6 separate regions of the Homo sapiens genome follow, and all the other regions are linked to region 4. A link is a contact called in ENCODE Hi-C or POLR2A ChIA-PET data. All regions are on one chromosome and are shown on one strand. Each heading gives the region's core, a stretch centred on a gene start or an enhancer-like site at or near the end of the contact. The rest is flanking DNA. Distances are from core to core; before and after follow the strand shown. Region 1 holds the start of GRIPAP1 (GRIP1 associated protein 1). Region 2 holds the start of CHST7 (carbohydrate sulfotransferase 7). Region 3 holds the start of GPKOW (G-patch domain and KOW motifs). Region 4 holds the start of UXT (ubiquitously expressed prefoldin like chaperone). Region 5 holds the start of PIM2 (Pim-2 proto-oncogene, serine/threonine kinase). Region 6 holds the start of SYP (synaptophysin).

Region 1 (4,602 bases), core at 603-3,102, 1.3 Mb before region 4:
GGCCTCCCAAAGTGCTGGGATTACAGGCGTGAGCCACTGAGCCCGCCCGGCCCATACTATGGAATTTTACTAGTCAATAAAAAGAAAAAAAGATACTTATACACGAAACAACTTGGATGAATCTCAAAAGGATTATGATGAGTGAAAGAAGCCAGACAGAAAAGGATACATCCTGTCTCATTCTATTTGCATGAAACTCTGCAAGAGAAATGTAATCCAGTAACAGGAAGCCAATCATTGGTTACCTGGGATAGGGGGTGGGGTTTGGGATAGGATACAAAGAAATCAATGTTCCCTATCTTGCTTGTGATGGTGGTTACAAGGTTGTATACATTAGACAAAGCTCACTAAATTGTACCCTTAAAATGGGTGCATTTATGTATATAGACAGATCAATAGCGTTATCTTTCAATAAAGTCAATTAAATCAAGAAAGAAATCAAAGAGTCCTGGCTGGCAATACTTTTCTTTTTCTTTCTTTTCTTGGAGACAGAGTCTCGCTCTATCCCCCAGGCTGGAGTGTAGTGGTGCGATCTCGGCTCACCGCAACCTCTGCCTGGCGGGTTCAAGCGATTCTCGTGCCTCAGCCTTCCGAGTAGCTGGGATTACAGGCGCCCACCACCACACCCGGCCAATTTTTGTGTTTTTAGTAGAGATGGGGTTTCACCATGTTGGCCAGGTTAGTCTCGAACTCCTGACCGCAAGTGAACAGCCCTCCTTGGCCTCCCAAAGTGCTGGGATTACAGGCGTGAGCCACCGCGCCCGGCCCTGCTGGAAATATTTTTCCACAGCAGGGAAATCATTAAATTCTACGAAAATAAGAAGGCTGGGCGCGGTGGCTCACGCCTTAATCCCAGCACTCTGGGAGGCCGAGGCGGGCGGACTACCTGAGGTCGGGAGTTCGAGACCGGCCTGACCAATATGGAGAAACCCCGTCTCTACTAAAAAAAAAAAAAAAAATTACCCGGACGAGGTGGCGGGCGCCTGTAATCCCAGCTACTCGGGAGGCTGAGGCAGGAGAATCGCTTGAACTCGCCAAGCGGAGGTTGCTGTGATCGGATATCGTGCCACTGCACTCCAGCCTGGGCAACAAAAGTGAAACTCCGTCTCAAAAAAGAAAAACAACAACAACAACAACAACAAAAACAGAAAGAAAAAAGAAAATAAGAAAAAAACTACACTGAGATACCATTTCTTACTCTCAGATCGGTGAGGGTTATAGTGAATTCTAATACTTGAATGAGCCTGGTGTTTCACCACCCTGGTTTGTTTTTTGTTTTTGTTTTGTTTTAATGTAGCTTTTTCGTTTGATTCACTGTCACTCTTTCCACTCTGCTATTTTTATTGGTGGCTAAGTCCTTTACCTAACGTGACATGCAGTATCATGATAACAAAATAAGTGTCAAACCTTAAAAAAAAAAAAAAAAAAAAAGGCCAAAGGCTTTACAAGAGGTGGGATTCCCCTTTGGGGTCTCCCGGAGGAGGGGCGGGAACAAGACCAGAGCGAAGCTTCCGCTTTCATTTCTATGGTTATTAAGTTACCCATTCTCATTAAAGGAATACCGCGGAAGGGTGATTTTCTGTCGGCAAAGACTTCCCTAGCGACGAGTCCACCCATGAAACGGGGATGTAATAATGTCGTATCACAATGGGTGGCCTAGAAGAGTCCAAAAGCCAATCAGATGACTTACATTCGGGTAGAACGTTGTATTACAGTTCACCTGACTCGTCGGTTTCGTTCTCTTCTCTGCGTCTCCAAAATGCTGCCCTTCGGAATTAGGTTCTACCCCCTCCATTCCTGGCCAGTGGTTTGGTCCGACCTTAATACTGCCAGGAGGCGCGAGCTGCGTCTGCGCAGAAAGCTGGCGGGGGGGTGGGGGGAGGAACATGGCGCAAGCTCTGTCTGAGGAGGAGTTTCAGCGGATGCAGGTGCCGCTCGCGGTGGGAAAGACCACCCGGCTAGGCGACCGGGGGCGGGGTAGCGAGAGGTCGTGCTATCAGCTCTGAGAAGGGGTTGGTTGGGATGGACCCTGAGTTTATGGGGTGGGTCTGGAGAAGGGAAACTGAGGCTCGGAGTGGTGAGACTATTGGATTCCGAGATACTCTGCGGCTTTGAAGGTTGGACTCTGTTAGCATTGTGGGCTGGGAGAGCGCCATTAAGTAGGCGGTACCTTACTCAGACCTGGAGGGGACGAGACTTTTGGGCCCGTGCAGGGGACACCGTCGGCGGGTGATGATAATGGGCTTTGAGGGAAGGAGATCCTGAGAAGGCGAAACCATTTTGTCTGGAGAGGAAGGAAGCGGGTGTTGGGTCGTTTGCGTCATGGTGGTGGGAGCCCTTGAGAGGGCAGAACCATTAGCGGGTGGGAGGTGGTAAGTTTTGGGGGAGATACCACTGTGCCCGGGGATTGGGGAAAGACCCCAGATGTTGTCATTGTTCCTGGGAGGTGGAGATCCTGTGCCATTGGTGGTTGGTAGTGCATCCTAAGAGGGGGCGGCACCATTGGATGATTAAGGGTGATCCCATTAGGCCTGGGGTGAAGAAGGCCATGAATGGGTAATACCATTAATCCCATTAACTGGGGGGAGGACCAGAGGGGTAAAAGATTGATACCTTGGACTACAAGGAGGGAAGATCACTGGGCTTTGGGGAGGTACCCCCACTTGATTCTTTTGGGGGGACTCTGAGATGCAATGAAAGGCCATAGCATTGCACTATGAATGGGCCCTTGTTGAGAGGGTTCCTCACTGGGGGGGGGGTCTGAACAGGGTCCTGCATGGGGAGGGGAGGAACTCTGAGGGAGGACAGGTAATCCAATTGGTCCTTGAATGAGGGAAACCAGCTGTCCCTGTGTGAGGGACACTGAGAATGGAAGGGCGAGTTGATTAACCCATGAATGGGGAAGACCACTGTCATCTGAAAGGGATTCTAAGTGAGTAAGAGTCATCCAACTGGCCTACCCAAGGCCTTGTAGAGGCCTACCCTGAAGGGTGTAGGGCCATTCCCAATGGATCATGACTGGGGAGATCTTGAGGGGAGTGGGAATACCCTTGAATGAGGAACATTGATCCCACTGGGCCATGAATGAGGGAGAACTACTGGGCTTTGTTGGGGGGCAAGTCTCGGGGGGTACAAAGGATATTCCACTTGGACCAGTACTTGGAGAGACAGATCACTGGGTCCTGGAGAGGACAGGAGTAGGAAAGATTCTGTGAAGGCCAAGCCCTCTGACCTTGAGCAGACTACCAGAGAACAGTGAGTGGAGGCTGGTGGCGTGGGAGGGAGGGAAAAGTCCTGGTAGGGGAAGGAACAGTAAGTTCCTTAATGGGAAGGAACCGGCCTTGCTGGGTAGAACCAGCCTCAGGGTCCTATAGGGCTGGTAGGGAGGAGGATGCTTAATTCTTTTTCTTTTTCTTTTTTTTTGAGACAGAGTCTTTCTCTGTCACCCAGGCTATAGTGTGCAGTGGCACGATCTCAGCTCACTGCAACCTCCACCTCCCGGGTTCAAGTGATTCTCCTATCTCAGCTTCCCTAGTAGCTGGGATTACAGGTGCGTACCACCACGCCCAGCTAATTTTTGTATTTTTAGTAGAGATGAGGTTTCACCATGTTGGCCAGGCTGGTCTTGAACTCCTGACCTCAAGTGATCTGCCCACTTTGGCCTCCGAAAGTGTTTGGATTACAGGTGTCAGCCACTGCGCCTGGCACTTTCCCTTAATTCTTTTTTTTTTTTTTTTTTTTTTTTTTTTTTGAGACAGAGTCTCACTCTGTCACCCAGGCTGGAGTGCAGTGGCACAATCTCGGCTCACTGCAACCTCCACCTCCCAGGTTCAAGCGATTCTCCTGCCTCAGCCTCCCGAGTAGCTGGGACTACAGGTGTGCGCCACCACACCCGGCTAATTTTTTATATTTTTAGTGGAGACGGGGTTTCACCATATTGGGCAGGCTGATTTTGAATTCCTTACCTCGTGACCCACCCGCCTTGGCCTCCCAAAGTGCTGGGATGACAGGTGTGAGCCACCGCACCTGGTCCTCCCTTAATTATTGAAGGGGGCCTGGATGTATTTTGAGAGCCTTGGAGGTGGGGGGACCCTGGAAAGCCCCCTGACTCAATGAAAGTTGGGCAGAATACTTGACCCTTTTCCCTTAGGAAAGAGGGAGGAAGACAGGCCCTTAACCCCCTGCCATCAGAGGCCCCCAGGTCTGGTCAGAAATATGGACAACACCCCTGACAGTGTGTGTTCAGTGTGTGGAGAGGTCAGCCAGGATGAGGAGGAGGAACTTTATCCTGTGGGCATGGAGAGCCAGGGAACTCACACAAGCAAGACCCTGACTGGGGGCAGTGCTCTGGGATGGCCTGAGTGCAGCGTGGATTGTAGTGTGAGATGGAGGGGTGAGGCTGGCTGGGGTTATAAGTGGAGCTGGAAAAGGTGAGCCAGGGTCTGAGGGCCTGGAAGGTCACTTTGGGTGTAGCACATACAGGTCTTAAGGAGTAGCTACAGAGGCACATGGAGGGCGTAAGGTCTGTGGAGCTTAGGGGCTTGGTTCCCTCATGGTAGGGGTAGGGGCGCTTTCCTGACCAAGTCTTTTCCCTTCCTGCCT
Region 2 (4,457 bases), core at 1,328-3,827, 1.1 Mb after region 4:
TGGAGTGGGGGACACCCAACCCTGAGGTCTTGTCGACACTAGAGGAAGCTGACCAGGCAGCTTTTGTGACCTGATGTGAATGGGATATGGTCAAATATCCTGCAAACGCCAGCTACAGGGAGAAGGGGGAAGGGAGAGGAGGAGGGGAAGGGGGAGGAAGAGGAAGAGAGGGAGAGGGGAAATGAGAGAGGGAAGGAGGGGGAGGGGAGACAGAGAGGCGCACATGAGCCAGGGGAAAGCAAGTCTATTCACTACACAAGCGCCTGAGACACACAATGTGCAAGAAGTGTTGCAAGAGCCGCTGGACTGTGCCTGCATGTTTGGAAATTCAGGAGAAAAGCCCTGGAGCCTGCGCATAAAACAGACAGAGAAGAAACATGAAACAGAAAGATTAGGGATAGGTAGGGTTAGAATCAATGCCTTTCCACCAAACTCTCTGCTTTTGGCTTTCTCTGTGCCTGTAAACACCATTGCAAAGTCTCCTCACAGGACAAACTGGCATCAAGATAACTCCATAATCATCAACCTCAAATGGTTTCCGAAATCCTATACTCCACATGTCAATTCCCAGTCTCACGGCTCATTATGACTGTTTCAAACCTTCTCTACTCTCCTCAGCCCTCTGAAACCTCCTACTTCATACAGGGGAATGGGAATGCAGAGACCTGGCTTCCACCTCAGTCACGCCTAAATATCCTCTCTCATCTCAGGATCTCCCTCTAAGGAGGCGCGAGGCTAAGCTGGAGATTCCGATGAATCTACCAAATTCTACGAGCAGGACTTTCCCATCCTCTTGGACCTGATCTGATAGAATGGGATCCAGCATGGTACCCTCCCCCCTACACTTCCCCCTCCCCAGGCCATTCCAGGCTCCCGGAAGACCAGTCCCGGTCCCTGCCTTGCCCCGGGCCACCTTACCCGGATCCGTGCCGGGGACAGGGATGGGAGGCTACGTGGCGCCGTCGGCATCCATCTCCAGCGGCGTCTCCCCTTCCCTGGGCTGCTCCGCGTCGCCCTCCTCTCCGCTGCGAGGGTAGGCGAGCAGACGCATGGCTGGAGCGCAGGCGGCCTCCACCTGGCGCACCTGCTCTCGGCTCAGGCGCTCGCGCCAGGCGTGCACCGCCTCCCGGGCGTCGCGCGCTGACAGGTGGAAGGGCCGGTCGGCGCCGTAGGCCGCGCCGCGAGTCATGTTGAGCGCGAAGGCATCGAGCGCTGCGAGCGCGCGTAGCCCGGAGAAGCGCAGCAGGCGGCGCAGCTGGGCGCGTGGCTGCCGCACCAGGTCCTCATAGCGCAGCCTCAGGTAGCGGCGCCGCAGCCAGGCGGGCGCGCCGCGCGCGAAAAGCAGATCGCGCAGCCAGGCTTCGCAGATCACCTCGAGCGCACCGGTCAGGAAGAAATCGGCGCGCGGCGCGGCGGGCAGCGCGCGAGACTGGCCCCCGGGGCGAGCACCCACGCCGTGCGCCAGCAGCACACGGTGGAAGCGGTCGCCCCTCTGGCGGGTGCGCAGCACCTGGATGCTCTCGCGCAGCAGTCCCTGCCTAGACTTGAGGCGCGAGTTGTGCACCGCCCTCGGGTCGCGGAAAAGCTGCACCACCTTCAGGTTGAGGCCTGGATCACGCAACAGGGGCACCAGCACGCCCAGATCGAGCAGGCGCACGTCCTTGATGACCACCACCGGGTACTTTCGGCACTCGGCCTCCAGGGCGCGTATCGCCACGGGTGGGCAGCTGCGCTCGCAGGCGGTGTCCTCGACGAGGCCCACCTCGGCCCGGGCACGGGGTGCGCCAGGACACAGTGGCGGCGAGCAGATGACCTTGTTAGTCCGCCAGCGGAAGAGGGCGGCCGTGGTAAGATTGGCCGTGTCCGGGGCGCGCGCAGCGGGGTCCCCCGGCGGCGCGTACAGCCGCAGCACGGAGAAGTCGCAGCGGAAGAGCGAACGCAGCATGTCGCGCAGCGCGCCCTGCAAGCTCTCGGCGTCGCCCGGATACAGCGCCTGCCATAGATGCCACATGGGCTCATACAAGTAGAAAACGTCCGGGTGCTGGTTAAAGAGTTCGCCCAGGAAGGACGAGCCGGTGCGCCAGGTGGCATGCACGTAGATGTGCTGCTTCTCGCGAGACACTGCCTCCCCGACAGCGCCGCTGAGGTTGCTTGGGAACCGAGGAGACTGGTTCGCGCCCCCTTCCTCGGCGGCCCGCGCCTCCGCTCCCTGCTCGCGTTCGCCGGCCGCCGCCGCCTCCAGGCTCCACACTCCCAGGCTGCGCTGCAGGCCGGGGCAGTGCTCGGCGCCCTTGTCCCCGTCGCGGCCGCCGTCCAATACGGAGGGGACGAGCAACAGCACCAGCGTGTACAGCACCAACAGCAGCGCGAACTTGCAGTACTCTCGGCGTCGCCGCCGCCGGCCCTTCATCGTTCACCGACCCTCCAGAGCGGGTCGGGCGCCAGTCTTCTCCCGTTCCTCAGAAATCCCGTGCCAGGTCCGCTCCTGTGGCCTCTCCCGGCCCCTCTGCGCCGGGAGGAGCAGAGCCGCGGGGCCGCGCATCCACAAGGGGAAACTTGGAAGGCGGTGGTGCTACTGACGGCGCCCCTGCCCTCTCGGCTTAGCAGCCGGAGAGCCGCCTATTGGCCGGCTTGGCAGCCGCCCGCCCCGCCTTTCTGCCCGCCTGGGTTCGCCCACGGCTCTGCCAGATCTGGGCGGGGCTGTAGCGGGGCTGGGACGCCGGCTTACCCAGCCAGACCCCCACCTTTCCCCAAACCCTCCGTAATGAAGTCTTCATCAATGACTTCAGGCAAAGGAGGGGCCTGTGTGTACAGAATGTACCCAGTAAAGGGCCATAGACCCCACCCGGAGAAGGTCACTGCCTCTTCTGTTTTATGTCCCCTGCCTAGCCATCGCTATCCTAGGCAGATAAACACTCGCCACTATACATCCAGCGCCCCCATCAGCCCTGGAGTGGGTGTTACTGAGTTCCGGACTGAAAGATAGAAGATTGTACGTGGCAGAGCGGTCCAGGGGGGTTGGAGATACTACTGCATCCACGCAGCACATTTCATAAAGTCTAGCCTTTGTGAAATTCTAAGTGTTGTGTTCCTTAGGGTTTCACCAGCTGATGGGCTCTGCACATTTTACCAATACTCTGGGGCCCAGTTTGGTCATTTGTAAAATGTGAATAATTCTTAGTACCCATGTACCTCCTGGGATTGCGAGATTTGGGGGTTGTTACCACAGTATAACCCAGCCTATTCTGACACCTATGAGCAAAAGACATTTACAGAATCAAAGTGGTAGAATGGTGACCTTTCTCAGGAGCTCGGTGTTTAAAAGGACCCGTAAGAAGAAATGTGTACCCAAAGATAGATGAAAAAGAGACAGGAAGTCCAACAGGCAGATGAAGACTAGAGTTACTAAAATTCAAAACAGAACCAAAAAAGATACATTTTGCTCTGTTTCATCAGGCTAATGAATAAGGAAGTGAGAGCTTCCTTTCACCAGCTTGGGGAAGGTGTTGTAAAGTTAATAAAACATAGAAAGCATATCTACTTATCTCCACCAGGGGAAGGTGTTCAAATTGGAAGAGTGAGAACATATGCAATGCTCTCCACTGGTCTTTTTCATCACGGAAGCTACTCCACCTGTGAAACCACTGACTCAAGCATTTCGTTTTCTTTCCACAATTCCCCTCTTCTTCCAGCCAGTTGTTCAAATCTTCCCTATTCTCCAACCTCCACTTTTTGACCACCACCCCCACTTTCTTCTCAATTTTTCATATTCAGCTGAAAGATGCCATACCATTATTTTAATAACACTCCCTCCAATAAGCTAAACTCACGTGCCCTCTGCCTTTTCATTACTCATCTAGCAAAATCCCCCAAACCCTGCTTTTGGCTTTCTCTGTGCCTGCAAACACCACTGCGAAACATTTCTCCACAGGTGTGAGCCAGGCACAGTGGCTCACGCCTGTAATCTCAGCACTTTGGGAGCCCACAGAACAGATCAGCATCAAGATAACCTCATAATCATCAACCTGAAATGGTTGCTGAAATCTTAGGTTCTTCATGTCACTTCCCAGTCTCCAGTTCCATTATGATGATTTCAAACCTTCTCTAGTCTCCTCAGACTTCTGATACCCCTCTTCCCCCACCCACCTCTTCTCAGCACATGACCTTACTGCCTACTTCATAAAGAAACCATGTTAGACGATCTCTCACTTTTCCACTACCAAACTCATATATGCATTGACCTCTGTACACATCTCGTTTATAGCAAGGATATGATTTTGCAATATTAATCTACAACTTTCCCTTCTGTTTTCACTTTTCCCTCCTCTCTGGCTTTTTTAAAAAGCTTTGAGACAGGGTCTGGCTCTGTCACCCAGGCTGGAGTGCGGTGGCACTATCACCACTCACTGCAGCCTCAACCTCTCAAGCCCAAGCGATCTTCCTACCTCAGCCTCCCA
Region 3 (4,442 bases), core at 1,449-3,948, 1.5 Mb before region 4:
GCTCACTGCAACCTCCACCTCCCGGGTTCAAGCGATTCTCATGCCTCAGCCTCCTGAGTAGCTGGAACCACAGGCGCCTGCCACCATGCCCGGCCAATTTTTGTATGTTTAGTAGAGACAGAGTTTTGCCATGTTTGCCAGGTTGGTCTTGAACTCCTGGCCTCAAGTGATCCACCTGCCTCGGCTTCTCAGAGTGCTGGGATTACAGGCATGAACCACCGCACCCTGCCTGTATGAACTCTTGAGGTCCTACACAAGAGAGATCTGTCTCAATAATCTTTTTTTTTTTTAATTTTCTGACTGCTTCATTTTTCCTTCATATCAGTAATCTTTGAAGCCTTAGGACCTGGTTCTCACAATATGTTTAATGTTGCTATATGTATATGTGTGTGTGTTGCCCAGGCTGTAGTGCTGTGGCCTGATCACCGCTCAGTGCATCCTCAACCTCCTGGGCTGAAGTGATCCTCCCCCCTCAGCCCTCTGAGTAGCTGGGTCCACAGATGTGCGCCACCACACCCCATTAATTTTTAAATTTTTTTGTAGAGTCAGGGTGTCACTAGGTTGCCCAGGGTGGTCTCAAAGTCCTGAGCTCAAACAATCCTCCTGCCTAGGCCTCCCAAAGTGCTGGGATTATAGGCGTGAGCCACTAAGCTCGGCACATGTTGCTATATTTTTAAAATATGTATTTAAATGTCTGTATTCCCTACTAGACTACAAGTTTCTTTTTTTTCTTTTTCTTTTCTTTTTCTTTTTTTTTTTTTTTGAGACAGAGTCTCGCTCTGTTGCCCAGGCTGGAGTGCAGTGGGGCAATCTTGGCTCACTGCAACTTCCACCTACTAGGTTCAAGCGATTCTCCTGCCTCCACCTCCCGAGTAGCTGGGATTACAAGCATGTGCCACCACACCCGGCTAATTTTTGTATTTTTAGTGGAGATTGGGTTTTGCCATGTTGGCCAGGCTGGTCTCAAACTCTTGACCTCAGGTGGTCCGCCCGCCTAGGTCTCCCAAAGTGCTGGGATTACAGGCATGAGCCACTGTGCCCAGCCTATTTTATTGATATTTGAATCTAGTGCCTTGTTGAGTATTAAAATCTGACATCAGTAGGCACTATTCTTTTTCTTTTTTTTTTTTTTTTTTTTTTGTTTTTCTTTTGTTTTTCTTTTGTTTTTGAGACTGAGTGTCACTCTATAGCCCAGGCCGGAGTGTTGAGATCTCGGCTCACTGTAACCTCCGCCTCCCGGGTTCAAGCGATTCTCCTGCCTCAACCTCCCGAGTAGCTGGGATTACAGGCATGCGCCACCACACCCCGCTAATTTTTGTATTTTCAGTAGAGACGGGGTTTCACCATGTTGGCCAGGCTGGTCTCGAACTACTGGCCTCAAGTGATCCGCCCGCCTCGGCCTCCTAAAGTGCTGGGATTACGGGTATGAGCCTGGCCAATAGGCACTATTTCTTTCTTTCTTTCTTTTTTCTTTTTTAAGACGGAGTCTCGCTCTGTCGCCCAGGCTGGAGTGCAGTGGCAGGATCTCGGCTCACTGCAAACTCTGTCTCCCGGATTCAAGCAATCCTCCTGTCTCAGCCTCCCAAGTAGCTGGGGATACAGGCGCCACCACCACGCCCGGCTAATTTTTGTATTTTTAGTAGAGACAGGGTTTCACCATATGAGTCAGGCTGGTCTCAAAGTCCTGACCTCAGGTGATCCACCAGCCTCGGCCTCCCAAAATGCTGGGATTACAGGCATGAGCCACCACACCCCTCTAATTTTTGTATTTTCAGTAGAGACGGGGTTTTTTATGTCTATTATTTATTTTATGTCTATTATTTATTATTGTACACAACTGACGCTCCATCCCCCCCACCCCCGACCTTTTTCTTTTTTAGAGATGGGGTCTCGCTCTGTCACCCAGGCTGGAATGCAGTGGTGCGATAAGAGCTAAGTGCAGCCTCGAATTCCCAGGCCTCAGGCCATCCTCCTGCCTCAGCCTGCGGAGTAAATGGAACTACAGGTGCGCGCCACCACACCCAGCTGATTATTTCTAAATGATTTACTTCATCAACACTTCCCACATAAGTAGGGCACACATTAGGCGCTCCATAAATACTTGTCAAACGCCTACACGAAGGAAGATTAATGTCTGGCAAGAATGAATCCACCTTCCACCATGCCTACCCCGCTAAAAACTACATTTCCAGCCAGGCGTGGTGGCTCACACCTGTAATCCCAGCACTGTGGGAGGCCGAGGCAGGAGAATCACGAGGTCAGGAAATCGAGACCATCCTGGCTAACACGGTGAAACCCCGTCTCTACTAAAAATACAAAAATTAGCCAGGCGTGGTGGCGCATGCCTTTAGTCTCAGCTACTCGGGAGGCTGAGGCAGGAGAATCGCTTGAACCTGGGAGGCGGAGGTTGCAGTGAGCCGAGATCACGCCACTGCACTCCAGCCTGTGAAACAGAGCGAGACTCCATCTTAAAAAACAAAACAAAACAAACAAAAAAAAAACTACATTTCCCTGGGCGCTTGGCGCGACGCGCTCCCACCACGTTTGAAAGAGCGACAATTACTTCCCACGGCCCCTTACCGCCCCCTCCCGCCGGTGCCACAGTGGTTGATGGGAAGGTAGTTTTTACGCACTTTGGCCGGCCCCTAGCGATCTGAACCCAAACTAAATTTCCCAGCAAGCAGCGCGCCGGCCTGGGAAAAGGAGCAAGATGGCTGACTCCAAAGAGGGTGTTTTGCCGCTGACGGCTGCTTCCACTGCCCCAATTTCATTCGGCTTCACTCGCACGTCCGCACGGAGGCGGCTGGCCGACTCGGGAGACGGCGCGGGGCCATCTCCGGAGGAGAAGGATTTCTTGAAAACCGTGGAAGGGAGGGAGCTGCAGAGGTGACGCGCCGGGTCTTTCACCCCTTGGAAATCTCTGCGGTGGGCGTAAGCGGGAGGGAGGAATCTCAGTTGTTTGTCTTGGTGACAGTGACCTGTTAAGCCTGAAGCACAGCCTGAGTAAATTCGTGGAGGCCAGAAGGCGGGAGTTTATAGGAGGGGGTGAGGAAATTGGGCCTGATAGCTGTGGGAATTGCGAAGAGAGGATGTATTACTGAGAAGAAGTGTCTTTAGGACTTGAAGACACTAAGGTCTGTGCGTTCTGGGAGAAGGAAAGAATGAGAAAATGACAGGACCTGCTAGTGTCTCAACTGAAGGGCTGAGGCGTCCCCGATATGGGGAACGGGATGGAGCGGCAGATTCAGGTTGATGGAGGCCACCATCAGCTTAATGAGGAGAGGAGTGTCTGAGGGGTCTGAGGGAGGGATTTCCAGAAGAGAATCAGGCATCTAGGAAGCTGTTTGGGAACCTGGAGCTGGGGAAGGTCTGGGCTGAAGATAGTGATTTGTGGGCCATTGTAGAAGCCGGTATTGAGTTAAACAGAGAGTGCAGGACTTATTTCTCGAAGGCACTGACATTTATGAGTTGGGGGCACTGGGGAGATAATCCAGAGAATGCACGATCAGAGAGGAACAGGAGATCCAGACATGGAGTAGGGAAGACATGGTCTGTGGGGCTGGGGTGAGTTTGGCTCTTGTGTTTTCTCTGAATGAAGGAGTGTGACCCACTGACCCTGCCATTCTCCCAACCCCACCCCTCTGTGTCCACATCAGTGTGAAGCCCCAGGAGGCCCCCAAGGAACTCGTCATCCCTTTGATCCAGAATGGCCATCGCAGGCAGCCACCAGCCCGGCCCCCTGGGCCATCCACAGATACTGGGGCCTTGGCGGATGGGGTGGTGTCCCAGGCTGTGAAGGAGCTCATTGCGGGTGAGTGATACCCCTTTACCCTTCCCCATTGAAGGAAGAAGAGGAAGAAGGTGGAAGGATAGAGTGGGACTTCATTGCTCCCTCCTATTCTTCCTTTAGAATCCAAGAAGTCTCTGGAAGAGAGAGAGAATGCGGGTGTCGACCCCACGCTCGCTATCCCCATGATCCAGAAAGGATGCACCCCCAGCGGGGAAGGGGCAGACAGCGAACCCCGGGCAGAGACAGTGAGCTGGCCCCTTGTCCCCCTCCTGCCCCAGCCTTTCTTTGCCCTGTCCGCCAGGCTGTGTCCCTGCACGTAGCAGGGAAAGTCTGTGTGTGTGCTAGAGGCCCGCCACCTGCCCCTTCTCCTGTCATCATTTTGGAAGCATTACCAAATGAATCTGGGTATCTGGATGCTAAAAACGTACTTGAATCCTAGGATTATCTGAATGAGGTGTGCAGCAAAGGGAACAGGAAATGTAAAGGCCCTGAAGGTAGACACTGCCTAAAGTGTTTGCGGAACACCAAGGAGACCAGTGTGACTGAAGTGGAATGAGTAAGGGGAAGGGGTAGTAGACGAAGTCAGAAAGGAGATGGGGGTGCTAGACCAGGCAGGGCCTTGTAGGCCATTGTGAGGACTTTGGCTTTTACT
Region 4 (4,237 bases), core at 396-2,895:
GAGTGTTCACTGTCAACTTTTCTGTAGGTTTGAAATGTAAAAATAAAGTTGGAAATACATTTTTAAGTAAAAAATTCTTTTTTGTGAAATATAAGTTAATAGACTTACACAGACTCATCTCCAGCCCATCAGAATTGTGTTCTCTGTTAAATAAATATGTGTCTTCTTTTCTCTCTTTTCACAGGAAAGTGGTATAGATTAACTAGATAATATTTTTCTACCTAGTATCTATTCCAATCACACTCAATGTAATTTAAACTATATGTAACATGAGATTTACAGACCAAAAAAACTAATCTCAATGTTTTCATTTTACAATTATCTCGTTCTAAGGGCAAAGAAAAGCTTAACTTGGCCAGGTGTGCTGGCTCATGCCTATAATCTCGGCATTTTGGGAGGCCGAGGTGGGCAAATCACTTAAGCCTAGGAGTTTGAGACCAGCCTGGGCAACATAGTGAGACTCTGTCTCTACAAAAACTTTTTTAAAAATTAGATGGGCGTGGTGGTGTATGCCAGTAGTCCCAGGTACTCCAGAGGCTGAAGCGGGAGGATCACTTGAGCCTGGGAGGTTGAGGCTGCAATGAGTCATGATCATACCACTGCACTCCAGCCTAGGGGACACAGACCCTGTCTAAAAAAGAAAAAAAAGAAAGAAAGAGAGAGAGAGAGAAAGAAAGAGAGAGAGAGAGAAAAGAAAGGAAGGAAGGAAGGAAGGAAGGGCTTAACTTGCTTGGGTTTTGAGCATTTGAAAAAAAAAACTTGCTTTTACATATGAAACACAAATTATCTGGGAAGACTTCCTTGGTAGGGGTGGGTGCTCTAGGCTCTACAGATGGAAATAGCATTTGGGGATTCATCCCATGGTCTGGATTCTTCTCCAGGCAAAGGCCCATTCTTGCTGGGTTATAAGTTCTTGTTTGAAAATCTAACCTGAAAAATAAATTCACTCAGTCACTCTAGTGCATAAGAATAAATTCACAAAAACCTTACCATTTAAATAAAAACATGGGAACTATGCCTAACTACAAGATGGCCAATCTTCGGCAGAGGACTTCAGCCACCCTCTCCATTTGACTATCAAACGAGGTGATTAGACAGAGAGTGTTGTCAATTTCCACTTGAGCCTCACTTATGGGTTGCGAGTGCAGAGCTGGAGTTATCAAAGATGAATTTTAGAAAACCTGTCTCTGTTTAAAACCTTTTAAATGCTTATACTCAGTCCCATTGCCAGGAGTGAAATCCAAACCTCCCGTGTGAAAAATCAATATCCAGGCCGACAGATCACACGGGATCTTCCTTATAGACCAGAACCATAGTCAATTTTTAGGTCCTTTTAAATATTAAACTCTTCACTTCCTCTACCTCCACCTGTGCGTCGCGCCTACCTTAGAACCCGCCAAATCCCATTAAATCCCACCCCCACCAGCCACACACGGTCTCCATAGGCTCCAGGCGCCGCTTTTGCAGTCCCCCATTGGCCGGTTTATTGCCAGACGGCCCCTGCTCGCACGCCCTAGTCTTCTTTGATCTCCTCGGATTCCGTGAAGCCCTGCCCTTCTCTTCTCCCCTTTGGCCCGTCTTCTTCCACTCAGGCCCGCCCCTCCCCAACTGGCTATTTGGTTGGCCAGCGCGCTTGCCACTTACGTCATTCACCCGCGCCACCCGGAAGCCGCGGTTCCTACCAACCGTTCTTATTGCTGGCGGCCTGAGGTAAAGGCCGCGCTTGGGTGTCCCTGGGTGGTCGGGTCCCCGAGTTGGGAGGGGCGGAAGGCTGAACCTCCAGCTTGAGCCGGACAAGCCGATTCCCAGCGTTGAGAGGGTAGAGATGAACTGTGTGTGAGGCCAAACTGGATCGGTCAACATGGTCTTCCCCCTCCCCACTCCCCAGGAGCCCATCATGGCGACGCCCCCTAAGCGGCGGGCGGTGGAGGCCACGGGGGAGAAAGTGCTGCGCTACGAGACCTTCATCAGTGACGTGCTGCAGCGGGACTTGCGGTGAGTGACAGTGCGGGGGGCGGGGCGTTTGGAACATTCCACGTGGTGGGTGGGGCGTTCAAAGTTAGGGCCAACCCTTTGAATTGGCGGGCGAGGCGTTCAGAGTCCGGCCCCGCGCTCCTTGGAGCGAGAAGTGGGGACGACATCCGGGGTGCAGTTTGGCTGGGACGTGGCGTTCATAGCAGGGGCGTGTCAGCGCATGCGCGGCCTCCGATGTTTAACAGATTAAGGCTTGTTTTCTGGAGCCACAGTTCTCGGGTTCGAATCCTGGCTCGGCCATTCTTCATCCTTGTGAATACGTCCTACCTCGCCTTTCTGTGCCCTATAAACTTTACTCTTCTGTGAAATGGGGAGTTTTCTGGAACCTTCCCCATGCAGTGGTTTTGAGTTTTTGATGTGTCCCATCTTTGTCAAGAATTTAGCATGGATGCCTGAAACATAGTAGAGGTTCAATGAGTATGAAGAAATATTATTGCAATCTTTGTTAATCTAAGCAGGAAATAAGGTGTTCAGAACTAGGCCTATGAGCATCCTAAAAGGGATGGAGGATTTTTCTAGGGTGAGGATGGGACATTATGATTGGAGTTCAGTATTGGGAGTATAATAATAGTAATTATAACTAACATGTATATAGAGAGTTTACCATTTGATAAGCATTATTCTAGATGCTTTGTAGTAAACGCTCATTTAATCCTAATGACTCTACAAGGTAATACTGTCATCTGTATTTTATAAATGGGGAAACTGAGTCCCAAACAGGTTATTTACTTGCCAAAGTCACACATCTATAAAGGATAGAGCCCAGATCCAAACCCAGGCAGTCTGACCCAGAGCCGAAAATTAACTTATGCACTAAAAAGCCTTTTCAGTGTATGGTGACATGAGAGTCTCAGAGGGTCATGATATGAGGTATACTAGGAGGAATGGGGCTGCCTATTGGTCACCATTGTACTTTCGTCCCATCAGAAAGGTGCTGGACCATCGAGACAAGGTATATGAGCAGCTGGCCAAATACCTTCAACTGAGAAATGTCATTGAGCGACTCCAGGTAAAGACTATGGGATTGGGTACCATTTTTTTGGTATGTGTGGGCAAGGGAGGGAAATGGGAAGAGAGACTCCAGACCCAACCCTGTCACCTGACCTAAGAGTTCACCACTGACCCCTACCTCTTTTTCCCTGGCCCCACAGGAAGCTAAGCACTCGGAGTTATATATGCAGGTGGATTTGGGCTGTAACTTCTTCGTTGACACAGTGGTGTGAGTGTCTACCCGCCCCTCTGAGCCCACAGGGTTCAGCTTACCCCTTCCCTCATGCAACTTATATTTTTTTGAGTATCTTCTATGTACCAGGCACTATGCGAGGTTTTATATCCCAGTAGGATATAAGCTAGGTGCTGGGGATGTGACAGTGAATAAAATAGGACAAAATCCCTGCCTTCCCAGAGCCTCAATTTGGGGAAGGGTGGGGAGCAAAACATAAACTATGCTAAACAGTGATAAGGACTTCTCCCCACTTCCTCTAACCTCTCTTTCCTCAGCCCAGATACTTCACGCATCTATGTGGCCCTGGGATATGGTTTTTTCCTGGAGTTGACACTGGCAGAAGCTCTCAAGTTCATTGATCGTAAGAGCTCTCTCCTCACAGAGTAAGTCCATTCCATGAGGATAGTGTGTAAAAACACCACCATTTCCAACACTCTTCTCCCTTTACCCATGGCTGCCTGGAATGATACTTAAGGACTCATCTCCCCTCCTCTTCAGAGCTGGGGCTGAAGAAATGGGGTTGCAAAGCCCATGTGTAGCACATAATAAGCACTCAAAAAATGATCTTTGTATTGTTCATTCACGCAAACATTTATTGGGCATCTTCTGTATGCCAGGCACTGTGCTTAGCAGTGGGAATGCAGCAGTGAACAAGACAGAAGAGTTCCTTGAAGGCTTACAATCTAGAAGGACTATACTGTTATACATAAATACAATTATGACCAGATCCATGAGGTCTCAGCCTGTTAGAATTGGTAACAAGAAAACTAGTTACCTATGATTTCACTTCCTGCTAATTTTACTATTCATTCACTGTGTTCCTGCCACACTCACCTTCACATGCTTCTTTCAACACCCCAAGAATGATCCCACCCCAGGGATATTGCTGTAGCTGTTCTCTCTGCCTGCACTGCTCTTTCCCCCAGTACCCACATGGCTTCCTTTCTCCTCACTCACTCGTCTTGCTTAAATGTCACT
Region 5 (4,504 bases), core at 397-2,896, 1.3 Mb before region 4:
TGTTGTCTGTGTGTGTGTGACTGTGGTGAGTCCAAGTCTTCATGTGCAGCTCACAGAGTGTCCCCAGTTGTGTGTGTGATGAAGGGCTTGTTTCCAGGTGTGTCAGATGGTGACTGAGTGTGGGACTCTTATCTCTGACAGTTTGTGTCTAAATCCAAGATGCGTGCATGCCTGCGTGGGTCTGTCTGTGACAGTGCATCTGTGGTTTCTGTCTGATGGGGTGGATGTCCGTTTGTGTTCCTGCAACAGATTCTGGGTAGCTATTTCTGGACAGTTTGTTCCATTGATAAACTGCATGTGTCATGGTGTATGTATGTCTGTGTCTGAACAGGTCTATCCATGTCTGTTTTTGTGACACTGCCACAAAATGTGATTCTATCACATCAGTACATGTCTGCCTTCAGAGCAGTGCATGTGTGTCCCTGGAGCATCTGTGCATCTTCCTGTGACAGACTCTGCGTCTCTCATTTCTGGGACAGTACAAGTCTTGCTGTGACAGTGCATATCTGATGGTGACAGTGTGTTTGTGACAAGTTCTGCCAGTGTGACGGGACATTTCTGTGTCATCACATGGCAAATGTAGGTCTGCGTGAGTGCCTTTCTGTAACAGTGTATCTCTGGGTGTCATTCTAGGACATAACTATTTTTCTGACAGTGTGCTTGCCTGAAAGTGTATGTCAGTCTCTGGCTGCATGTGTATCTAGGTCGTTTCTGTGAATGTGTCTGACAGTATGTGTTTGTGTATATCTTGGCATTCATGTGTCTTTGGAGTGCATTTTTCTTCCTGGGGTGTGGCGCCTTTTCTGGCTGTTTTTCACAAATTTGTGTCTGAGAGTTGCCACTTCTCTAGCAGCCTCTATCATGTCTCTCAGTCCTTGCCTCTCTCAACTCCAAGAGCAGCCCCATGCCACCACCACTCTGGGCTCACCCCCATCCCCCAAGAACCACCCCCTGCTGTTCTAGATTCTAGACTTGCTGACTGGGCCCAGGGCTCAGGGTTAAAAGCTCCAATAAACACTCACCAGGCAATGCTGCCTTTGACCAATGCACACCCGTGGCGTTGATGGTAGGGGTTCCCCCTCCCTGGCTACCAGATATTTCCAGGGCCCTGGCCTCAGCTTTCCAGTGAAGGCCGCCAGTCGCCTGGAGGACTCCGGTGAAGGAGTCCGACAAGCACCTTTCGAGACGGAGTCTTGGATAGCCACAAGCGCGAATTCTTAGAAGCCCGGCCTGGCGCTATCTCTGTGCTAATATCCAGGCAGCGGCGGCAAACCAACTTCCCAGGAAAGGATACTGCGCAGTTATTTTTTAAGTGTAAATACACACACACACCGCCACCACTACCAACAACAACCCCGCGCAACAACCAAAACAAGCGCGGTGCTGCAAAGGGATTCCCAGAACCGGTTTCCTCTTGGTGTGAGCCCCACCTCAAGCCCCCTCATTTACATGCAGGCCCCGCCTCCTCGGAAGAACCGAGCGTGTATTTGCATAAGGGGGCCCTTGAAACGATGAGGGTGGTATGCAAATAAGAACTGGCTCCGATTGGCTGTGGTACAGCAGGTGCCGCGTCCGGATTGATCAAAGCCAGGTGGGCGGGGCTGTCGCCCAGGGTGACTCTCCCGGGAGGCGCGTGCCCAGGCTCAGTAGCATTGGGGCTGGCGCGCGCGGCGAATCTCAACGCTGCGCCGTCTGCGGGCGCTTCCGGGCCACCAGTTTCTCTGCTTTCCACCCTGGCGCCCCCCAGCCCTGGCTCCCCAGCTGCGCTGCCCCGGGCGTCCACGCCCTGCGGGCTTAGCGGGTTCAGTGGGCTCAATCTGCGCAGCGCCACCTCCATGTTGACCAAGCCTCTACAGGGGCCTCCCGCGCCCCCCGGGACCCCCACGCCGCCGCCAGGTGAGTACATCCTCCCCTACTGCAACCAGACGGGGTGGGCTGGAATGATGGGTTGCAGCGCGGGGGGAGGGAGTCGTGGCTGGGCTCAGCACGCCGCCACCCTGACTTCCTCGCCTCCGCCTGCGTAGGAGGCAAGGATCGGGAAGCGTTCGAGGCCGAGTATCGACTCGGCCCCCTCCTGGGTAAGGGGGGCTTTGGCACCGTCTTCGCAGGACACCGCCTCACAGATCGACTCCAGGTATCCGTCATGAGGGTCTTGGGAGGGTCAGGTGCGTGTGGCGGGGGCGGGGGTCCTGGCCCTGGAATGCTGGTTGACCGAGGAGTGAGCCTGCAGAGTGTGTAGAGGACCAGGTGTGTGTGTGTGTGTGTCCGTGTCCGTGTCCGAGGAGTGAGCCTGCAGTGTGTGTAGAGGGCCAGGTGTGTGTGCGTGCGCGTGTGTGTGTCGGTCTAGGAGGTTATGGGCGGGGGGGGGGGGCAGGGGGCTTCAGATTCCGGAGTTCCTTGACCCCGGGGTCCAGGCTGTGTATGTGTGGGAAAGCAGGGACCTAGATGTGAGATTTGTGGGACTTTTGGAGGTAGGTGTCCAGTGTGGAGTCATGCGGACCAGGACCCTGGTACAGAGTTGGGGTGTCGTAGAGCTAAATAGGAAGATTGTGGGCCTGGGGTATCAGGAAATCTAGAACTCAGGACTTGGAGTGATGAGTCCTGATGCCTGAGAACGGAGAGCCCAGGGCTAAGGAAGGTGGGAGAGATAAACTTGGTTCCGAGGACCTGGAGGGCAGGGGAGACGCCCTGGTACGCGTTCTGTGGGGTGCTGTGGTTGGGGACCAGAAAGACTAGAGTGCTGGTAGATGGAGGAATACTGGAGGTAGGCAGAAGGTCTAGACTGGGAGGGGTCTGGGGATCACCTGCTGGCCTCCTTATCACGGCCTTCTTCTCCAGGTGGCCATCAAAGTGATTCCCCGGAATCGTGTGCTGGGCTGGTCCCCCTTGGTGAGTACCTTCGGAGCCCTTCCTAACCTACCTACTCCATCACTGATGTATTCACCTCCTTGCTTTTCCAGGGGATGTATGACTCCCTGGGCCCTGTAACAGTGAGAATACTGCCAGCCCATTTATACTCCCTTGGGGTGACATACAGTTCTGATTCACCCCAATTCCCCTAGAGCCCTGGATTCTCCCCTCCAACAAACCTTTACCATCCTTCCTCCAAACACTGCTGGGGGACTGCCCGCAGGGCGTGCTGGTGGGGAACAAGGGGCAGAGGTCACTGGTTGCCATGGTGATGGTGGCTGCTTCTCTCTTGCCGTTATAACGCTAACGGACATCAGGGCGGGTCTGGGCAAGTTGTAGAGTTGGGAGCGCCCCCTGGCGGGCTCTAGGGGAAACTGCGCCTGCGCAGTCCATGGGACCCAAAGGGAGAGGGTGCGCCTGCGCAATATCGGTATTTTTGCATCTCGGTGAGAAAACGTCTGCTGCCGTGCAAGTCAGCAGCCTGGCCAGGAGAGGGCTCTACCTCATCCCAGAAGGTTGCTGCTCGAAGTGTACCTGCGCAGGGCTTGGGGAGGCAGTGGGGGGCGGATTTTGTGGCCCCCAGCGTTTATACTTTTTTTTTTTTGGAGACACAGTCTCCCTCTGTTGCCCAGGCTGGAGTGAGGTGACGCGATCTCGGCTCACTGCAACCTCCGTCTCCTGGGTTCAAGTGATTCTCCTGCCTCAGCCTCCCAAGTAGCTGGGACTACAGGAGCGCACAACCATGCCCGGCTAATTTTTGTATTTTTAGTAGAGACAGGGTTTCACCATGTTGGCCAGGCGGGTTTTGAACTGCTGACCTCAGGTGATCCGCCTGCCTCGGCCACTCAAAGTGCTGGGATTACAGGCATGAGCCACCACGCCCGGCTGCATTTATGACTTTTTTTTTTCCTTGAGACGGAGTTTCGCTCTGCTGCCTGGGCTGGAGTGCAGTGGCGTGATCTCAGCTCACTGCAGCCTCCACCTCCTGGGTTCAAGCGATTCTCCTGCCTCAGGCTCCTGAGTAGCTGGAATTACAGGCACCCGCTGCCATGCCCGGCTAAGTTTTACGTTTTTAGTAGAGACCGTGTTTCACCATGTTGGCCAGGCTGGTCTCGAACCCCTGACCTAGTGATCTGCCCGCCTTGGGCCTCCCAAAGTGCTGGGATTACAGGCGTGAGCCACCGCGCCCGGCCTCTAATTTTGTATTTTTAGTAGAGACGGGGTTTCTCCATGTTGGTCAGGCTGGTCTCGAACTCCCGACCTCAGGTGATCTGCCCGTCTCGGCCTCCCAAAGTGCTGGGATTACAGGCGTGAGCCACTGCGCAGGGCCACATTTAGGCTTTTTATTGGCTGGTTCTAGGTGCTTGGTGATGCTGACAAAACACATGATAACACTAAGTCCTTTTGTGCTAGGTCCTTTGTAATAAATCACTCAGCTGTTTAACAAATTAGGTATATTGACCACCTACTATATGACAGACATAATTCTAGACACTCAGCAAAGTATTACATAAGTATTGAGAGCTCATTTTGTGCTAGGTCCTTTTTTACTAATTGTTTTCACCTGTTTAACAAATATTTATTCAGCCCTACT
Region 6 (4,437 bases), core at 1,938-4,437, 1.5 Mb before region 4:
AAAAACAGGTATTGAGCTGGGCATGGTGACTCATGCCTGTCATCTCAGCACTTTGGGAGGCTGAGGCGGGAGGATCACTTGAGCCCAGGAGTTCAAGACCAGCCTGGGCAACAAAGTGAGACCTCGTCTCTACAAAAATATTTAAAAATTAGCTGGGCGTGGTGTCTCACGCCTGTGGTCCCAGCTACATAGGAGGCTGAGGCAGGAGGATCGCTTGAGCCCAGGAGGTCGAGGCTGCAGTGAGCCATATTCATGCCACTGGACTCCAGCCTGGGCAACACAGGGAAACCCTGTCTCAAAAAAAAGATATTCATTCAGATGGTTCAAAATTCAAAAGGTAGGCCAGATGCAGTGGCTCACACCTGTAATCCCAGCACTTTGGGAGGCCAAGTGGACAGTGGATCACTTAAGGTCAGGAGTTCACAACCAGCCTGGCCAACATGGCAAAACCCCATCTCTACTAAAAAAAAAAAAAAAAAAAAAAAAAATAGCCGGACGTGGTGGTTTGTGCTTGTAATCCCAGCTACTCAGGAGGCAGAGGTAGGAGAATCGTTTGAACCCAGGAGGCGGAGGTTGCAGTGAACTGAGATTGCACCACTGCACTCCAGCCTGGGCAACAGAGTGAGACTCTGTCTCAAAAACAAAACAAAACAAAACTACTGAGATGCTGTTTTTCATCTTTCAGGGTGGTGAGTATCAAAAAGTTTGATAATGTTCCATACTGGCAGGTTGGCCAGAAACAAGCGTTCTCATAAATCGCTTGTGGAAGTTTCATTGGTATAACCTGTGTAGAAGGCAACTGGGCAAAATCTAGAAAAATAAATTCATTTACTGTTTTGTTCAGCTTCATACTTCTAGGAATTTCTTACAGGTAGACTCATATATGTGCTAAAAGGTGTATGTATAAGATGATACACTACCAGGCTGTTTATTTTTTTATTTTATTTGAGATGGAGTCTCAAAAGGTACAAAGGGGTATAAAGTGAAAAGTTTCCCTACCCTCTGGAAGCAAATAGTATTATCAGGTATCTTTCACAGACATACAAGATGGTGTGCTGAAAAAAAAAAGATGGTGTACTGATAAGTTAGCACAGTGGCTAAGAGTAACAGGTGCTGGAGCCAGACTTCCTGGGTTCATATCCTGGTTCTACCAATTTACCAGCTGTGTGAACTTAGGAAAATTCCTCTCCGCCTCTTAGTTTATTCAGCTGTAAAACAAAGATAGTTGTCGTACCTGTCACATAGGGTTACAGTAAGAATTTAAGTGAGTAATACAGGCAAAGTTCTCTAAAGAGTACTTGACAGAAAACAGCCACAATTTAAATGTTAGCTATTCTCTGTCTGATATAACCCTTCTCTTCTCTTTGTACACAATTACCACACAGTTTGACATCTTGCATTTTTTACTTAACTAAATATCTTGGCAATCATTCCATAGTTCCATGTTATTATAATGACAGCGGCATAGTATCAGAGTTTATTTAAACAGGCTACCAACAATGAGCACTTTGGGAGTGTCCATTCTTTATCCTATTATAAACAGCCCTGGCCTGGCCCAGTGGCTCACACCTGTAATCCCAGCACTTTGGGAGGCCGAGGCAGGCAGATCACATGAGGTCAGGAGTTCATGACCACCCTAGCCAATATGGCGAAACCCCATCTCTACTAAAACTACAAAAAAAAAAAAAAAAATTAGATGGGCGTGGTGGTGAATGCCTGTAATCTCAGCTACTCAGGGAGGGTGAGGCAGGGAGAATTGCTTGAACCCGGGAGGCGGAGGTTGCAGTAAGCGGAGATCATGCCACTGCACTCCAGCCTGGGCAACAGAGTGAGACTCCGTCTCAAAAAAAAATAAAAAATAAACAGCCCAGTCATGTATTATCTTATACATATATCTTTTAGCACATGTATGAGTCTATCTGTAAGATGAATTCCTAGAAGTATGAAGGTGAACCAAACAGTAAATGAATTTGTTATTTTTTTTTTTTAGATTTTGCCCGATTGCCTTCTACACGTTATACCAATGAAACTTCCACAGGCGATTTATGAGAACGCTTGTTTCTGGCCAACCTACCAATACGGAACGTTATCAAACTTTTTGATACTCACCACCCTGAAAGATGAAAAACAGTATCTCAGTATTTTTGTTTGCTTGTTTGTTTTTGAGATGGAGTCTCGCTCTGTTGCCCAGGCTGGAGTGCAGTGGTGCAATCTCGCCTCAGTGCAACCTCCGCCTCCTGGGTTCAAGCAATTCTCCTGCCTCAGCCTCCCAAGTGGCTGGGATTACAGGCGCCTGCCACCACAGCCAGCTAATTTTTGTATTTTTAATAGAGATGGGGTTTCACTATGTTGGCCAGGCTAGTCTCAAACTCCTGACTTCAAGTGATCCACTGTCCACTTCGGCCTCCCAAAGTGCTGGGATTACAGGCATGAGCCACTGCGCCTGGCCGAAGTTGAGCATCTTAAGCCCCAACTGTATTTTGGATTTTGCATCATAGCCATCACTGTTGACCTTGATGGGCCTAGTTTTAGTCGCAGGAAGGAGGGTTATTCCAATTAAGAGAGAGCTAAGGAATAAATAGGTAAAGTGGTAGAGTTCGAGTAGGCATTAATTTGACAAAGAGGAAGAAAGAAATAAGGGAGATGGCTAGATGGGGGCAGGAGTTTCAGGGTGTGCTTAAAATGCAGACTATGAAAAAGGAACCTGGAAGGCCTTGAACCGTGTTTAAACTGCAGGGACTCTGGGCACTGCCAGCTAGTAGCTGGCTGACCTTGTGAGAGTCACTTAAGCTCTCTGGGGAATTATTTTCCTCGTCTGTAAAAACGGCCTAATAGTCCCTACAACGTAGGACTTCTGTAAGCATTAAATGAGTGAACATGTTTAACAAACTCAGAAAAGAGCCTGGCAAAGTTGTCACACTGTAGGACCGAGCAGGGAGGTCTCCTCTCCCCGGCCCTCGACTTGTGTTTTCCCAACGCATATTCCCGCACGCTCTCACGGCTCCAGCCTCCGGGCCGGAATGGCTGCCGGTGAGACTGTGGTACAACCCGCTGTGCGCAGGCGCGTGGCGGGCAAGGAGGGGGCGCGAGGGGCGGGGCTGCAGCCGCCTGGGCTGTTCCAACGAGCGCGCGCCGCCCCCGCCGCGCCCCGCGCCGCCCTTGCTAGCCGAGCCTCCCGCCCCCTGCATTGCTGATGCTGCTGCTGGCGGACATGGACGTGGTGAATCAGGTACGCGCTCCAGCACCGTGGACAGAGCCCGCCGCCGCCCGGCTGCCTAGGCCGGGTCGCTCAGGCCAGCCGACTCTGGGAGGTGGTGGCCAGGGTCTGGCAGCGGAGACCCGGTCCCCGGCGCTGGGGATGGGGGTCTGCGGCAGGTGAAGGGGAGGAAGGGGGAGGTGGAGAAAAGGAGTGCGCTCTTTGCCGCAGCGAGGGCCGTCCTCACTGCCGCAGCGGGGGCCCCCGGAGCCCCGTTTATTACTGGCGACCGCGAGGGGAGGAATAGGGGCCTGGGGGCTGGAGTGAGGGCAAGGGACAAGGGGAGGGGAGAGTGGAAGGAAGATGGGGGGTGCTGCGGATAAGCTAGGAAATAGAGCGACAGAAGGTGTGGGGGCGGGGATGGGGGAGAGGGCTGGCACCCGCCCCTCCCAAACAGAGACTGTACCCCCATAGGCGACCACCCCTTCCCCCAGAGCACACCTAGGGGACAATCCGGTTTTACTCCTTCCAAAACCCCCAGCCTCCTCACCCCCAACACATAGCGACTGAAGCCGTGTCCCAGCCCTCCCCCACCTTAATCAGTCCAGACCCTCTCCGCCATGTCTCTCGTCTTTGCCACCTCAGAAACTCACCCCCAATCAGTCCCAACCCTTCCCCATCCCCATCACCTCAAATATCTACCGCCACCGCCGTCTAACACACCTTTACCCCTGCAGACCCTTCCCCCACCTGAGCCAAACCGACTCCTGCCCCGTTATGACTCACCTTCACCATCACAACCCCCCCACCCGAATGCACCCCACTCCATCCCCATTCTCTACCCGAACCCCTTCCCCATCCGACTCGCCTTTACGTTTCAAACCTGCTCCCCCTCCTTAACTAGTCCTGACCTCATCCCCATCTCCCTCACCCCCGACTTCCTCTGCCATCTGACTCACCATCTCTTCAGACCTTCCCACCAGTCCTTGGACCCTGGGGCTCACACCATCCCCAAGGTGTCACTTTCTCCTTCTCACCCTCTCCCCGAGGTCACATGCTCCATCCCCTGGGGTCATTGATGGGCAGCCTTGCCGCTCACCTCCCTGTACCTCCAACAACCCCACCCCTTCCCCACTGTTTCTCTCCTCAGCTGGTGGCTGGGGGTCAGTTCCGGGTGGTCAAGGAGCCCCTCGGCTTTGTGAAGGTGCTGCAATGGGTGAGTGTGGTCCGGGCTGTTGGGG

The links. A loop is a pair of places that touch in the nucleus more often than their neighbours do. ChIA-PET counts read pairs that join two places held with the same protein, here RNA polymerase II (POLR2A). Pooled maps may share reads with other maps.
Region 1: a pooled map shows a loop between it and region 4 (18-fold over the local background). The contact joins the promoter of GRIPAP1 here to the promoter of UXT in region 4. A Hi-C loop is called at or near these places in 6 of 50 pooled maps.
Region 2: a loop to region 4 is called in a pooled map, with 11 times the contacts of the local background. The contact joins the promoter of CHST7 here to the promoter of UXT in region 4. A Hi-C loop is called at or near these places in 2 of 37 single-sample maps with no recorded cell type and 6 of 50 pooled maps.
Region 3: a map of B cell shows a loop between it and region 4 (9-fold over the local background). The contact joins the promoter of GPKOW here to the promoter of UXT in region 4. A Hi-C loop is called at or near these places in 1 of 168 maps with a recorded cell type or tissue (B cell) and 6 of 50 pooled maps. POLR2A ChIA-PET finds 5 or more read pairs at or near these places in 2 of 52 experiments (activated CD8-positive, alpha-beta memory T cell and activated naive CD4-positive, alpha-beta T cell).
Region 5: a map of B cell shows a loop between it and region 4 (9-fold over the local background). The contact joins the promoter of PIM2 here to the promoter of UXT in region 4. A Hi-C loop is called at or near these places in 4 of 168 maps with a recorded cell type or tissue (B cell, CD4-positive, alpha-beta T cell, CD8-positive, alpha-beta T cell and 1 more), 3 of 37 single-sample maps with no recorded cell type and 7 of 50 pooled maps.
Region 6: a pooled map shows a loop between it and region 4 (6-fold over the local background). The contact joins the promoter of SYP here to the promoter of UXT in region 4. A Hi-C loop is called at or near these places in 10 of 50 pooled maps.

What each region holds. Positions count from the first base shown.
Region 1 is chrX:48,999,514-49,004,115 of GRCh38, reverse strand. It overlaps GRIPAP1 (GRIP1 associated protein 1), which reads left to right and starts at 1,852. Exons shown (of 26, transcript NM_020137.5): 1 at 1,852-1,928. The coding sequence starts at 1,887. RefSeq lists a cis regulatory region at 1-461 and an enhancer at 1,734-1,843.
Region 2 is chrX:46,571,885-46,576,341 of GRCh38, reverse strand. CHST7 (carbohydrate sulfotransferase 7) reads right to left here and starts at 2,577. Exons shown (of 2, transcript NM_019886.4): 1 at 919-2,577. The coding sequence starts at 2,410. The coding sequence ends at 950. RefSeq lists silencers at 1,330-1,389, 1,510-1,559.
Region 3 is chrX:49,121,991-49,126,432 of GRCh38, reverse strand. GPKOW (G-patch domain and KOW motifs) reads left to right here and starts at 2,698. Exons shown (of 11, transcript NM_015698.6): 1 at 2,698-2,886; 2 at 3,657-3,811; 3 at 3,911-4,035. The coding sequence starts at 2,711. RefSeq lists enhancers at 1,721-2,374, 2,375-3,028.
Region 4 is chrX:47,656,588-47,660,824 of GRCh38, reverse strand. It overlaps UXT (ubiquitously expressed prefoldin like chaperone), which reads left to right and starts at 1,645. Exons shown (of 7, transcript NM_004182.4): 1 at 1,645-1,710; 2 at 1,889-1,995; 3 at 2,962-3,043; 4 at 3,186-3,253; 5 at 3,535-3,642. The coding sequence starts at 1,898. It overlaps UXT-AS1 (UXT antisense RNA 1), which reads right to left and starts at 1,992. Exons shown (of 2, transcript NR_028119.1): 1 at 1,645-1,992; 2 at 714-930. RefSeq lists silencers at 1,376-1,715, 1,994-2,073 and enhancers at 1,296-1,797, 1,554-1,813, 1,798-2,301.
Region 5 is chrX:48,916,166-48,920,669 of GRCh38, reverse strand. It overlaps PIM2 (Pim-2 proto-oncogene, serine/threonine kinase), which reads left to right and starts at 1,646. Exons shown (of 6, transcript NM_006875.4): 1 at 1,646-1,896; 2 at 2,025-2,134; 3 at 2,839-2,889. The coding sequence starts at 1,836. RefSeq lists an enhancer at 290-349 and silencers at 1,400-1,639, 1,730-1,869.
Region 6 is chrX:49,198,943-49,203,379 of GRCh38, reverse strand. It overlaps SYP (synaptophysin), which reads left to right and starts at 3,187. Exons shown (of 7, transcript NM_003179.3): 1 at 3,187-3,229; 2 at 4,347-4,412. The coding sequence starts at 3,194. SYP-AS1 (SYP antisense RNA 1) reads right to left here. Exons shown (of 2, transcript NR_046649.1): 1 at 4,156-4,437; 2 at 926-1,208. RefSeq lists silencers at 2,995-3,234, 3,305-3,354.